Regions from separate parts of the Homo sapiens genome. Here region 2 is linked to region 1. Evidence: read pairs that join two places in POLR2A ChIA-PET (ENCODE). Cell type or tissue: endothelial cell of umbilical vein. All regions are shown on one strand. Links, peaks and the distances in the headings refer to the core of each region. The heading gives the core; the rest is flanking DNA. Region 1 overlaps ELMO1 (engulfment and cell motility 1). Region 2 overlaps AOAH (acyloxyacyl hydrolase).

The links. ChIA-PET counts read pairs that join two places held together with the same protein. Peaks named below come from ENCODE experiments on the same cell type or tissue, not always from the same donor. Only the 100,000 strongest peaks of a DNase experiment are listed, where the experiment ranks them.
Region 2: POLR2A ChIA-PET joins it to region 1 with 5 read pairs; 2 of 35 experiments call an interaction of 5 or more read pairs at or near these places.

What each region holds. Positions count from the first base shown.
Region 1 is chr7:36,962,794-36,969,705 of GRCh38, reverse strand. All of the region lies in intron 16 of ELMO1 (engulfment and cell motility 1), which reads left to right. Among named protein-coding and RNA genes, the nearest start is that of ELMO1-AS1, 32 kb to the left of the region's middle. In endothelial cell of umbilical vein, for the core only: a CTCF peak has its summit at 2,198 (motif pointing left); DNase peaks (open chromatin) are centred at 2,185 and 3,475.
Region 2 is chr7:36,548,322-36,555,233 of GRCh38, reverse strand. It overlaps AOAH (acyloxyacyl hydrolase), which reads left to right. Exons shown (of 21, transcript NM_001637.4): 14 at 5,759-5,795; 15 at 6,548-6,622. Among named protein-coding and RNA genes, the nearest start is that of AOAH-IT1, 48 kb to the left of the region's middle. RefSeq lists an enhancer at 6,083-6,252. In endothelial cell of umbilical vein, for the core only: no CTCF peak of the experiment used is centred there; no DNase peak of the experiment used is centred there.

The sequences.
Region 1 (6,912 bases), core at 950-5,949:
TTTCTAAGCCAGAATTTCAAGTGAGGCTTAAGCAAGTGTGTTTTTAAACAGCACACACACCTCCTACCCCACACCCCCACCACATACTACACACATATACCACCACCAGCAGCTTCCTCAATCAATTCTGATGTGCACCAACTTAAGGCATAAAACTAGGGAAGTGATGCAAGTGGGGGGAAGCAATTGTGGCTGTAAACATACTGAGTTAAACTTCCTGTGAAATGACACAGATCTTAAATTGGGTTGAAAAACAATATACAATATCATGAATATTGAATTCACCACATATCATTATCACCCAAATATGAGAAAAAGCTAGAAATGCAAGAAGAAATGAATAAAAATATAGCTGGACTGACATTCATTACACTATTACTCTAGTATGTTAAAATATAATCTATAGAATACTTCAATAATATAATTAATGTGTCAACTAATAGGTACATATTGAATTGATACCTTTAAATATAGCTGTGATGGCATGTCTTTACATGGTAACTGTATTATGTTAAAATATAATATATAGAATACTTTAATAATATAATTAACATGTCAACTACTAGGTAGGTACATACTGAATTGATACCCTCCACTGAGAGTATGCCTTATTTTTCAGTATCCATGCAACTTTTTCAAAAATGCATCACTTACATGGCTAAAGATCCTCAATAAATTCTCAAAGGCTTTTAAATAACCACTGAACCAAAGAGGAAATCTAAACTACTACTAAAGATTACAAAAATGATGACAGTGAGAACATCACATGCCAAAACTTATGGGATATAGCCAAAGCTGCCCTCAAATAGTATATTTGTAGCCCCAAAATTATTTTTTTTAATTATTTATATAGAAAGAATGAAAACAAGTGAACTCAGGATATAACTCATTTTAGAAAATAACAACAAAAGCACCCAAAGAATACAAAAGGAAAGATAATGCAAGGCAATAAACTAGAAAATAAAAGAAATAATAGAATCAATAAATGAATCTAAGAACTATTTCTGTTAAGGCAATTATTTAATAGAAATAATTGACAATTGACATTGACAATCTATCAAATAAAATGTAGAGAAAATGTAAGAATTAACAAAATTTAATTGAAAATGACATAGAGACATAGAGCTGATTAAAATATTATTAATGAATTTAATGGGTGGCAATATGCCAGTGTGCTTTACAAAGCTCAATTAGTACACCCAGACACGCATGCCTGCACAAACAAAATAACTATGGGCTATCTGTGAATAATATATTTGGGATAAAATATATACATTGCTCATAAAGCAAAGTGTCATACTTTGCCAGTTGAAGTATAGATTAGTACAGTCTTTCTGAAAATGGCAATATATATTAAGAACTTAAAATTTTCTGTGATATTTATCCTTCTATTCCAAGTCAAAGACTTTATCCTAAGAAAATCAGAAGTGCAGAATAAATATTCTTTGATATTTTAAGAGAGACTTTAGGAAGACTCATGTCATTGGAGTGAGCTGATGATATTAATGGTTGTGGGGAGAAATAAAACCAATAGAATGATTTCATCTAGAAAAAAAAGCATGGAATTATAAACTTAAAAATAATTCTGGAAGACTCTGCACCACAATGTTAACACTCATTATTGCAGTGTAAGGATTACAAGTGATTTTTAACTTCTTCCTTTTATTTTTATATTTCTTTCTAATATTACTCAATTGGAAGGTAATATTTCTATAATTAGATAATAAACTTACTAAAACAAAAATTTAATATAAACATAATGGAAGGGTTATAATAACAGGCAAAGCACATACAAAAATCATGCCTGCATAATATATTGAGACTGAGGATGCCACCAAATCCTGATGTTCCCTGGTTAGTTTGTTTACTTTCCATTTCCCTGAAAGGGGCATGAATGAGAGGTGGAGGGAGAAGATATTAGCTAGGTTGCATTCTCTTTCCAAAGCCTGAATTCTTTTTTATTTCGTGTTTCCATCACTGGGTCTTTTATCATTAATCTCTAAGATGTCAGCTGTTCATCACCAGGTGCCTGAATCCCTACCAGAAACTCCTATTGGTGTTACCTATCCAGGGACACGGATTTCTCTTGCTCTTTCCTTTCTCTGTCCTTTCTCTCCCTGAATCTGAGCTGCTTTCTGGAAGTGGTCAGCAGCACCCTCCCTTTGCCAGAAGTGCAAAGTTTGGCCAACACTCCCCCTAGTGGCAATTTAACAGACTCCTGAACTGACCAACCCAAAAGCCAAGGACGAGCACTGATGCCACGCTGGGTTAGCTGGGGCACTTGTTAATTAAAGACATATCACTGGGCCCTACCTCAGGAGTGTGGCCCAGAAATAGGTATTCTTTTTTAACAAGCATCTCAAGCATGGGTTTTTGTCCCATTTGTACCCTTCCTTTGTCATTTTTATGGAATACATAGTGATTGGGATTCAGTTTTTTATAGAAACTTGATTCCAATTTTTAGTACTGAATGTGAAAAAAAACATTCAAGCTTCAAATCGATTGGCCTAGAGCATGTATTTCTTATATTTTAGAGAAGAGGCAATAGGATAAGAGAGAAGCTCTTGTAAACTAAATATACATTTCTAAAAAGAATAGAGACCAGAGGCGTTTGTTATAATGTCCTCCAGTGAACACTTGTGAAAAGACTAGCTGCTACTTTATTCTACCTGCAGCTATGTCAGTGTATAAATTACAACCAAGCACGTTATACCTTGGCACTGTTGCTTTCTTATTCTCCATGTCTATTTCTAAACATCCCCTATACGTGAAATTTGTTCTCCAGTGGCCAGCGAGCCAGCCTCTTTGGAGCAGCCTGCTGATTTAATCAACATGCTGCTTATCATGTTTTCCAGATGGTTAATGCATCTCTTAAATAAAACTGGCCCTAATTTGAACTGGTGTTTCTATTCTGGTCCTTTCTGAAGAACAATTTGTCTTATGGTCAAAGTTTCTTTTTCATTATTTCTCTGTAGGCTCTGGTGATGTCTTTTTACCACTTCTTTGTTTAAAACTGCCAAGTGGCACATTCATTCAATTCATTGATGCTAATCATACATGGAGGAAAAAGAAGACAGTTCATATTAATATCAACACATTCCTCAAATCATTTATCACTTACACGTAAAGTTGTAGAGAACAGATTTGTCAGAATTATTGATTGAGAAAGGAAAGAGCCCTTTGTTGTGGAACCGTAGATTGGTGTTTTCTCTTCATTGCTGCTTCTGCTTCGAGAAGGAGTATAACCTTGTCACGTGAAACAGCATTATTTGGGGAGCAGTAGATACAGGCCAAGTTTTTAGGAGTCTCAGTTAAAAACCCGTGGTCTTAATATTCAGTGTTACACAAAGGATTCCAAATATAAATAACCTTCACGCTGACCCATAGATTCAGGTCTGATTCCCATTTCACAAATGGGAATACGGCCAAGGTATACAGTTAGGTCATATAAAAGTGACATTAAACTCATATTGGCAGAATTCCATTGTGGTGTGACTTCTGCAATAATGAATGGCTGAAAGTAGGCAAGATAATGTAAGACTTGAATGGGGTTGCATTCTGAAAGGAAGGCAGCCAGAGGTCCTCAGAATTAAATGGAGGACCTGCAGTAAAAATATGGCTCTATTACACCAAGCATTTTCCTCTTTTCCTTTCCATTGCCTGTCTGAGATGATTTGGCAGAGTTTAAAAATAAATGAAGTATATTCATTTTTCCTTCAGAGTTTTTCTTTGAAGGCATTTGGTAAGGGGACAAAATGAAATATGAACACAGGCAGGATGGGGGATCAAGACATCAAAATGTTAGCATTATATCCAACATATATATCCTTATGTGAGGAGGTATGCTTGCTTCCAATTAAGATGACATCATACAGGCGGATGTGATGCTTCCAAGCAGTGTTAATGATCTGCTAGGTAATGCAGAGGAAATGATGTGTTTGGAATGGGTTTTTTTTTCCCATTTGTACCTTTCCACTTCTTTATGGACTGCAACATGTAATGATTGGGATTAGGTTTTTTATAGAAACTTGATTTCAATTTTCAGTACTGATTAGAGACAGGATTCTTTTGCAGGCATATCAGTTATGTTGATCATTGCTTTTCACATTTTATTGTAGCTGCCAAATCCTTATTATAAACAGAGTAGAACCCTACATATAAAACCCACAAAAGGGCAACTCTGAGGGAAACCAGGTTGAGCATCTCGGCAATTCCCCTTACTGAGCCATTTTCTCCAGTGCCTCCCTCTCTTCTCCCATAGCTGAGTCCGAAAACAATCTTCTGGGAGAAAGGATAAGGTTTCTTCTGTATAACCTAGGGGAAAAGTGCCTTTAATTATTCATTCATTCTCTGCTGGAACAAATATTTATTCGGTGCCTATGATAAGCCAGGCCCTCCCTCTTCTAGACACTGGGCTGCAGTAGTGAGGAGGAAAGACAAGGGGACTGTCCTCAGGGAGGCAGCGGGGGAGGCAGCCAGGCCACCCCAGCCATGATGCCATGAATACATTAAGAATGGGGAGAAACGGATCTTAGGGAGAGAACTCATGGGGAAAGGATGGTTGGGTAAGGCCTGTGGAAGAAACCAGGATGCTGAGGAAGAGTGGCCACATCAAGTGCTTGGGAAAAAGTGTTTCAGGCCAGGAAAGCTCCTGAAATCCCAGAGACAGAGGTATTCAAGGAATGGGAAGATGGCCAGAGCCCATCCTGGATGGGGGATGCGGGGGGTGATAGTGGCCAAGAGGTCAGAGGGAAGCAAGGCCAGTTGGAGAACTTGTACTAGGCTGTGATGGAAACTCAGTATTTTTCATTTTAAGTTTGCTTTTAACCTTGGTTTAATTGTTTATTATTAAACATCTTATGACTAAGCTGTTTATATTTGTATTCCTTCGACTTCCAAAATGGCTTTGTGGTAACTCACGTATGCGTTGTGTATGCGCAGGTTCATTTGGTTCATAAAAGCTCTAGACCATGTGGAGGAGGAAGGAAGTAGGTTAACTGTAGGGTATTGTAGTGGGATTGAGAATTTTAAAAGCCAGAGTAGAAAAAACAAAAAAAGAAAAGAATGCCTTACATAATTCTAATTAGTTAAAAAAAGGAAGGCCCTTCATTCTTAAGGAAAGAAACATCTACTACTAAATTCTAAACCTAATGTACAGACTTAAGTTTCCAAATTACAATGGTTCCACTTAAGATTTTCAACTTTATGATGATGTGAGAGCGACACACATTCAGTGGAAACCATACTTTGAGTACTCATACAACCATTCTGGTTTTTACTTTCAGTATAGTATTTAATAAATTACATGAAATACTTAACCCTTTATTATAAAATATACTTTACGTTAGATGATTTTGCTTACCTGTAGGCTAATGTAGGTGTTCTGAGCATGTTTAAGGTAGGCTATGCTAAGCTATGATGTTCAGCATTACGTGAATTTTCAACTTAAAATATTTTCCACTTACGATGGGATTATTGGGACATAATCTCATTATAAGTCAAGGAATATTTGTATTTCACTGAGTCATATACAATAATTCATCAACAATTCTCTTTATGAATATTAAATGCCAAATATACAAAAACTATTGGCACTCTAGGGAGTGCAAGCCTTAATCAGACATAAATTCTGCCTTCCTGGATCTTTCAATTTAATAGGATATATAAAGAACCTACACAAATAACTGTACTACAAGACAGCAGATACAAATATTAGTTTTCATGGGATCTAAAGGTAGGTTATCTAATTGCTTTCTGTCAATTTCAGATATCACATTAAAGCATGACTCTGGGACAGTTCCAGGTGAGGGGAAAGAGTTAAAGTAACCAGTCAGGTTTATAGCTTTTCTGTAATCAAGGACTTAACACACAGTACCCAGGGGCAGGGCAGAAGGGCAGGTTATTTAAGATGTCCTTCAAAGTTGACTCTCTCAGGAGTCTGGGACACAGGTGTTCTGCATAACTAACTGAAGACACATTGGGTATAGACATATAGGTGACAAATCAACACTGTTACGAAATTTCAGTGGTGCTTTTTGTTCCTATTAAGACATATGTTTTATATAGAACTAATTCAATCTTACAGGTGAAAATCAGAGAAACTAGGCATCCTAAAAGGAAAAATGCCTCTAATCCATCCACCCGAAGAAAAACTGCAGGTATTTTGGTATTTATCTCTTAGACATTTTTCTGTGTTTGTGTGAGGGGAGTATCACACTATCCCAACTTTTCTGTGGTCCCTTTTCCTCACTTCTTTTCACATCAAGACATGCAGTTCAAAGATGCCTTTATTTATTTATTTTTTTATTTATTTATTTATTTATTTATTTGAGATGGAGTCTTGCACTGTCACCAGGCTGGAGTGCAGTGGCGCAATCTCGGCTCACTGCAACCTCTTCCTCCCAGGTTCAAGTGATTCTCCTGCCTCAGTCTCCTGAATAGCTAGGAGTACAGGCGCACGGCACCACGCCCAGCTAATTTTTGTATTTTTAGTAGAGACAGGGTTTCACTGTGTTGGCCAGGATGGTCTCGATGACCTCGTGATCTGCCCACCTCGGCCTCCCAAAGTGCTGGGATTACAGGCGTGAGCCACCACGCCCAGCTCAAAGATGCCATTACTAATTACTACATGACACTCAAGTGTAACTCTATCAGGATTTATTTAACCAGTCTTCTAGAGTTGACACATAGGTTGTTCTCAGTTGTACGCTATTAGAAATAATACTGCGTGAACATTCTTTAAAATACATCTTTTCTCACTTTTCCAATTTTCTCACTTTTCCAATTTTCCGTAATACTTTTCCAATTTTCTTTAATACTTTTCTAATAGTGGGGAGAACAGTGATTTGTGATTCTATGTCTCACTGAGTCACACACATACCCAAAGCTTTTATTTAAGATCTTTGTTTATTG
Region 2 (6,912 bases), core at 1,343-6,342, 410 kb after region 1:
ATAGATGCAGAAAAGGCCTTTGACAAAATTCAACAACCCTTCATGCTAAAAACTCTCAATAAATTAGGTATTGATGGGATGTATCTCAAAATAATAAGAGCTATCTATGACAAACCCACAGCCAATATCATACTGAATGGGCAAAAACTGGAAGCATTCCCTTTGAAAACTGGCACAAGACAGGGATGCCCTCTCTCACCACTCCTATTCAACATAGTGTTGGAAGTTCTGGCCAGGGCAATTAGGCAGGAGAAGGAAATAAAGGGTATTCAATTAGGAAAAGAGGAAGTCAAATTGTCCCTGTTTGCAGACGACATGATTGTATATCTAGAAAACCCCATTGTCTCAGCCCAAAATCTCCTTAAGCTGATAAGCAACTTCAGCAAAGTTTCAGCATACAAAATCAATGTACAAAAATCACAAGCATTCTTATACACCAATAACAGACAAACAGAGAGCCAAATCATGAGTGAACTCCCATTCACAATTGCTTCAAAGAGAATAAAATACTTAGGAATCCAACTTACAAGGGACGTGAAGGACCTCTTCAAGGAGAACTACAAACCACTGCTCAATGAAATAAAAGAGGATACAAACAAATGGAAGAACATTCCATGCTCATGGGTAGGAAGAATCAATATTGTGAAAATGGCCATACTGCCCAAGGCAATTTGTAGATTCAATGCCATCGCCATCAAGCTACCAATGACTTTCTTCACAGAATTGGAAAAAACTACTTTAAAGTTCATATGGAACCAAAAAAGAGCCCACATCACCAAGTCAAACCTAAGCCAAAAGAACAAAGCTGGAGGCATCATGCTACCTGACTTCAAACTATACTACAAGGCTACAGTAACCAAAACAGCATGGTACTGGTACCAAAACAGAGATATAGATCAATGGAACAGAACAGAGCCTTCAGAAATAACACCGCATATCTACAACTATCTGATCTTTGACAAACCTGAGAAAAACAAGCAATGGGGAAAGGACTCCCTATTTAATAAATGGTGCTGGGAAAACTGGCTAGCCATATGCAGAAAGCTGAAACTGGATCCCTTCCTTACACCTTATACAAAAATTAATTCAAGATGGATTAAAGACTTAAACATTAGACCTAAAACCATAAAAACCCTAAATGAAAACCTAGGCATTACCATTCATGACATAGGCATGGGCAAGGACTTCATGTCTAAAACACCAAAAGCAATGGCAACAAAAGCCAAAATTGACAAATGGGATCTAATTAAACTAAAGAGCTTCTGCACAGCAAAAGAAACTACCATCAGAGTGAACAGGCAACCTACAAAATGGGAGAAAATTTTCCCAACCTACTCATCTGACAAAGGGCTAATATCCAGAATCTACAATGAACTCAAACAAATTTACAAGAAAAAACAAACAACCCCATGAAAAAGTGGGCAAAGGATATGAACAGACACTTCTCAAAAGAAGACACTTATGCAGCCAAAAGACAGATGAAAAAATGCTCATCACTGACCATCAGAGAAATGCAAATCAAAACCACAATGAGATACCATCTCACACCAGTTAGAATGGCGATCATTAAAAAGTCAGGAAACAACAGGTGCTGGAGAAGATGTGGAGAAATAGGAACACTTTTACACTGTTGGTGGGACTGTAAACTAGTTTAACCATTGTGGAAATCAGCGTGGCGATTCCTCAGGGATCTAGAACTAGAAATACCATTTGACCCAGCCATCCCATTACTGGGTATACATCCAAAGGATTATATATCATGCTGCTATAAAGACACATGCACACGTATGTTTATTGCGGCACTATTCACAATAGCAAAGACTTGGAACCAACCCAAATGTCCAACAATGATAGACTGGATTAAGAAAATGTGGCACATATACACCATGGAATACTATGCAGCCCTAAAAAATGATGACCTTTGTAGGGACATTCATTCATGTCCTTTGTAGGAACATGGATGAAATTGGAAATCATCATTCTCAGTAAACTATTGCAAGGACAAAAAACCAAACACCGCATGTTCTCACTCATAGATGGAAATTGAACAATGAGAACACATGGACACAGGAAGGGAAACATCACACTCTGGGGACAGTTGTGGGGTGGGGGGAGGGGGGAGGGATAGCATTGGGAGATATACCTAATGCTAGATAACGAGTTAGTGGGTGCAGCGCACCAGCATGGCAGATGTATACATATGTAAGTAACCTGCACATTGTGCACATGTACCCTAAAACTTAAAGTATAATAATAATAAAAAAAGAAAAAAAAAAAGAAAATGTGGTGCATATACACCATGGAATTCTATGCAGCCATAAAAAGAACTAAATCATGTCGTTGCTAGTAACATGGAGGCAGCTGAAGGCCATTATCCTAAGCGAATTAATGTAGAAACAGAAAACCAAATACCATATGTTCTCACTTACAAGTAGGAGCTAAACAATGGATACTCATGGACATAAAGATGGCAAGAATAGGCACAAGACTACTAGAGGTGGGGAGGCATGGAGGGGAGCAAGGGTTGAAAATGACAGTCAGAGCAGCGATTATTAAAAAGTCAAGAAACAGATGCTGGCGAGGTTGTGGAGAAATAGGAATGCTTTTACGCTGTTGGTGGGAATGTAAATTAGTTCAACCATTGTGGAGGACAGTGTGGCACTTCCTCAAAGATTTAGAACCAGAAATACCATTTGACCCAGCAATCCCATTATGGTTATATACCCAATGGGATATAAATCATTCTGTTATAAAGATACATGCATGTGTATGTTCATTGCAGCACTATTCATGATAGCAAAGAGATGAAATCAACCCAAATACCCATTGATGATAGACTGGATAAAGAAAATGTGGTACACATACACCACAGAACACTATGCAACCATAAAAAGGAATGAGATCATGTTCTTTGCAGGGACATGGGTGGAGCTGGAAACCTTTATCCTCAGCAAACTAACACAGGAACAGAAAACCAAACATCATATGTTCTCACTTATGATTGGTAGCTGAACAATGAGAACACTTGGACACATGAAGGGGAACAACACATGCTGAGGCCTGTTGTGGGAGTGCTGGGCTTAATACCTAGGTGATGGCTTGATAGGTGCAGCAAACCACCATGGCACATATTTACCTATGTAACAAACCTACACATGTATCCTGGAACTTAAAATAAAAAATAAAGAAAATTACCTATTGGGTCTGCTATGCTCAGTACCTGGGTGATGGGATCAATTGTCCCCCAAACCTCAGCATTACACAATATACCCAGGTAACAGAAGTGCACCTGTATCCCCTGAATCAAAAGTAAAAGTTGAAATTAAAATAATAATAATGATTCCTTGCCTCACTACAAAAAAGAAAGAAGATGATATAGTCATTTCTAAAAAAAATTAAACATAGTATTACAATACAGCCCAGCACTTTCAGTTAGATATACCATACGTCCAAAACACTTGAAAGCAGGGACTATCCATAGCAGCGTTATTCACAACAACCAAAAGGTGGAAACAACCCAAATGGCCATCAAAGAATGAATGGATAAACAAAATGTGTTATGAATGAAGCTTGAGGACATTATACTGAGTAAAATAAACCAGACCCAAAAGGACAAGTATGACATGAGCCATCTACATGAGGTGCCTAGAATAGTTAAATGCGTAAGGGCAGAAAGTAGGAGGGTGGCTATCAGGGACTGGAGGGAGGAGTTAGTGGAAAGTTATTCTTTAATGCATTTTGAGTTTCGGTTTGGAATGATGGAAAAGTTCTGGAGATGGGTGGTGATGATGGTTGCACAACAATGTAAATGAACTGAATGCCACTGAATTGTACACTCAAAAGGGATGGAAAGATGAAATGAGGCCAGATGCGGTGGCTCACACCTGTAATCCCAGCACTTTGGGAGGCCAAGGCAGGCAGATCATGAGGTCAGGAGTTCGACACCAGCCTGACCAACATGGTGAAACCCCATCTCTACTAAAAATACAAAAACTAGCCAAGCATGGTGGCACATGCCTGTAATCGCAGCTACTCAGGAGGCTGAGGCAGGAGAATCACTTGAACCCAGGAGGCAGAGATTGCAGTAAGCCAAGATCGCACCACTGCACTCCAGCCTGGGCAACAGAGCAAGACTCTGTCTAAAAAAAAAAAAAAAAGAAAGAAATGAGATGTACATTTTACCATAATAAAATGGAAATAAAGCAATATTTATTTAATGTGCTAACATTTCCTGAATCAACCAAGAGAACATCAGTGCTGCCTGTACAGCTTGCCACTAGCTGCATGTGACAAAGAGGCAATCATTGCATAGCTACACAGCTTCAGTGAGACACAGGCCAGCATACCCTTCATGGCTACACGCTGCCCTTTTTCCCACGTGGAACTGGAAGAACATACCTGGGTCTCCGGTAAAATGCACTTATCCCCAAGCTTCCAAGGCTGGAAGTTATAGAAGAATCTTCCTATGGAAAGGGGCAACTGGATGGTATTTCTCCAACTCGGTCCACCGAGTTGCACCACCCACCTGACAATCACTTGCTTATTTCTAGCAGATCTGTCTCTTGGGGACAAAAAGACAGTACACTGGTTTGGGTTAACTCTTTCTCAACTACAGCCTAGAGGAGCACTGTCCACAGGAAGCCAGAGCTCAGGATGGCAGACGGAAGGGACTGGTATGAACTGCAGTTCTTCGAATGAGTACCTGTGTGGCTTTGGGCAAGCCACTTAGGTGGGCCTCAGTTTCCTAATTTAAAAGTGGGAATACAACAGTAGCTACCTCACACAATTGTACCACAGCTTAAATGAGCTGTAAAAGTTTAACAGCACCTAGAATAAAATAAGTATTCAACAAATATGATTTTCTTTTTTTTTTTTTTGAGACAAGTCTCTCTCTGGTCACCCAGGCTGGAGTGCAGCAGCATGATCTCAGCTCACTGCAACCTCTGCCTCCCAGGTTCAAGCAATTCTCCTGCGTCAGCCTCCCGAGTAGCTGGGATTACAGGCGCACGCCACCACGCCTGGCTAATTTTTTTGTATTTTTAGTAGAGACAAGGTTTCGCCATGTTGGCCAGGCTGGTCTCGAACTCCTGACCTCAAGTGATCCGCCCGCCTCAGCTTCCCAAAGTGCTGGGATTACAGGTGTGAGCCACCACGCCCGGTCTGGGTTTTCATATAAGAGATATGTTACAGGTGGTAACGGGGATTGGGGCAGGATGGTCATGCATATCATTACAAGAGTTGAAATATATCAACTCTACAATCTGAACCTTGTGTTGACCAGACAGCCTGCGGGAGCCTTGGGAGTGTGCAAGAATAATAGGAGGAGATTAAATGGGGCTCTCCAAGGAGGTGGGTAATTCTCGTAACATTCTTTTCGTTTTCCTCTAATTCTTCAACTCATTCTTGAATATTTTCGGTAGTTTGTCTCTTTGGTAGTAGATACATACTTTTTTTCTCACATCTACTAGAAGATTTACTCATTTATGCTTAGGAAATGTCTGAAGACCCATGAATCCAAATAAATTTTGGTTTTGTTAATATACTGCTAAATAAACAGAAAAGCCCTTAAGGAGAGTTCCAGGATTAAACACTACAGAAACTGATTGGAAGAAAATTATTTCCATCAATGTGTTGGTCAGAACAACCTTTGCCCGAACAGTAATGCCGCTTTCATGAGTTCAGTCAATCAGACTCCCATATTGATAGTGTGAAATTGAACTCACTAACTTTAATTGTTTTCTTAATTTTAATTATTCAGGTGCATCTTCCCGAAACCTGAAGAAATTTATAGAAAGGTAAGCAGAAGATAAGAAGTTGTTTTTAATTTGGTTTCTCATTTTGAATAAGGAATGAAAACTCTGTTATTACCCCATAATCATTTTTACTGAGCATAAATAGCTTGTTAGTCACTATCCAAACTCAAGGATATCACTCCTTGGGCCAGTGAGCATAGAAAGTGATTAATTTGCATATGTCCTCAAAGAAGGGTGATAAAAATGCATAGAGAGTTGGTAAAACTTAGCTCTGACAGACAAAAGGATGATGTCATATCCCTGCTTTATGAATGAGAAAACATTTTTTATGCTTATTTGGGGCTTGAAATTCAGAAGCAAGGCTCGAGGTGTCCTGACTGGAAGCCTCAAGAAGCCTTTGCCTTTTCAAAGTTGACTATGGGTCCACGGCTGCCAGGTTATCCTAAGAACATGGACATAAGGAACCCAATAACTCGCCTGTGCTTATTGATGCAATTGCTGTGAAAGATGCCAAGAAGATAGCATTGTGTCTATTTACCCAGGACCTCAATCCATTCTTTTCAATTTTATGCATTTATGTGGCCTTTCTCTAATAGGCAAGTGGGATAATGATTATAGAGAATAAATGGGAGATGGGAATGGTGGTTGGCTGTACTAGAATGAAAGAAAAATAGCAAAAAGTTGCCAAGAGGGTGGTCATACCAAGATTGTTTTCAAAGGCCCAGCCTGTGTCACTGGCTACAAAGCTAGGTTTCCAAGTATCTGACATTCAGATTCCATCTATGCCTTCTCAGCTTGTCTAGAAACAAGGTGTTGGACTATCCCGCCATCGTTATATATGCCATGATTGGAAATGATGTCTGCAGTGGGTGAGTTATTGAGAAAAAGTATTTTCAAGATTCTTTGGCTCTGGGCTCTTCCCCACCCTCTCCTCACCAACTCCACTCCATTATAGCAGCCTGCTGTTCAGCTGAATTTCTCTATCTTAGAAGCACGGCCGGGCACAGGGGCTCACACCTATAATCCCAGCACTTTGGGAGGCCGAGGTGGGCAGATCACCTGAGGTCAGGAGTTGGAGACCAGCCTGGCCAACATGGTGAAACCCCGTCTCTACTAAAAATACAACAATTAGCTGGGCATGGTGGCGTGTGCCTGTAAT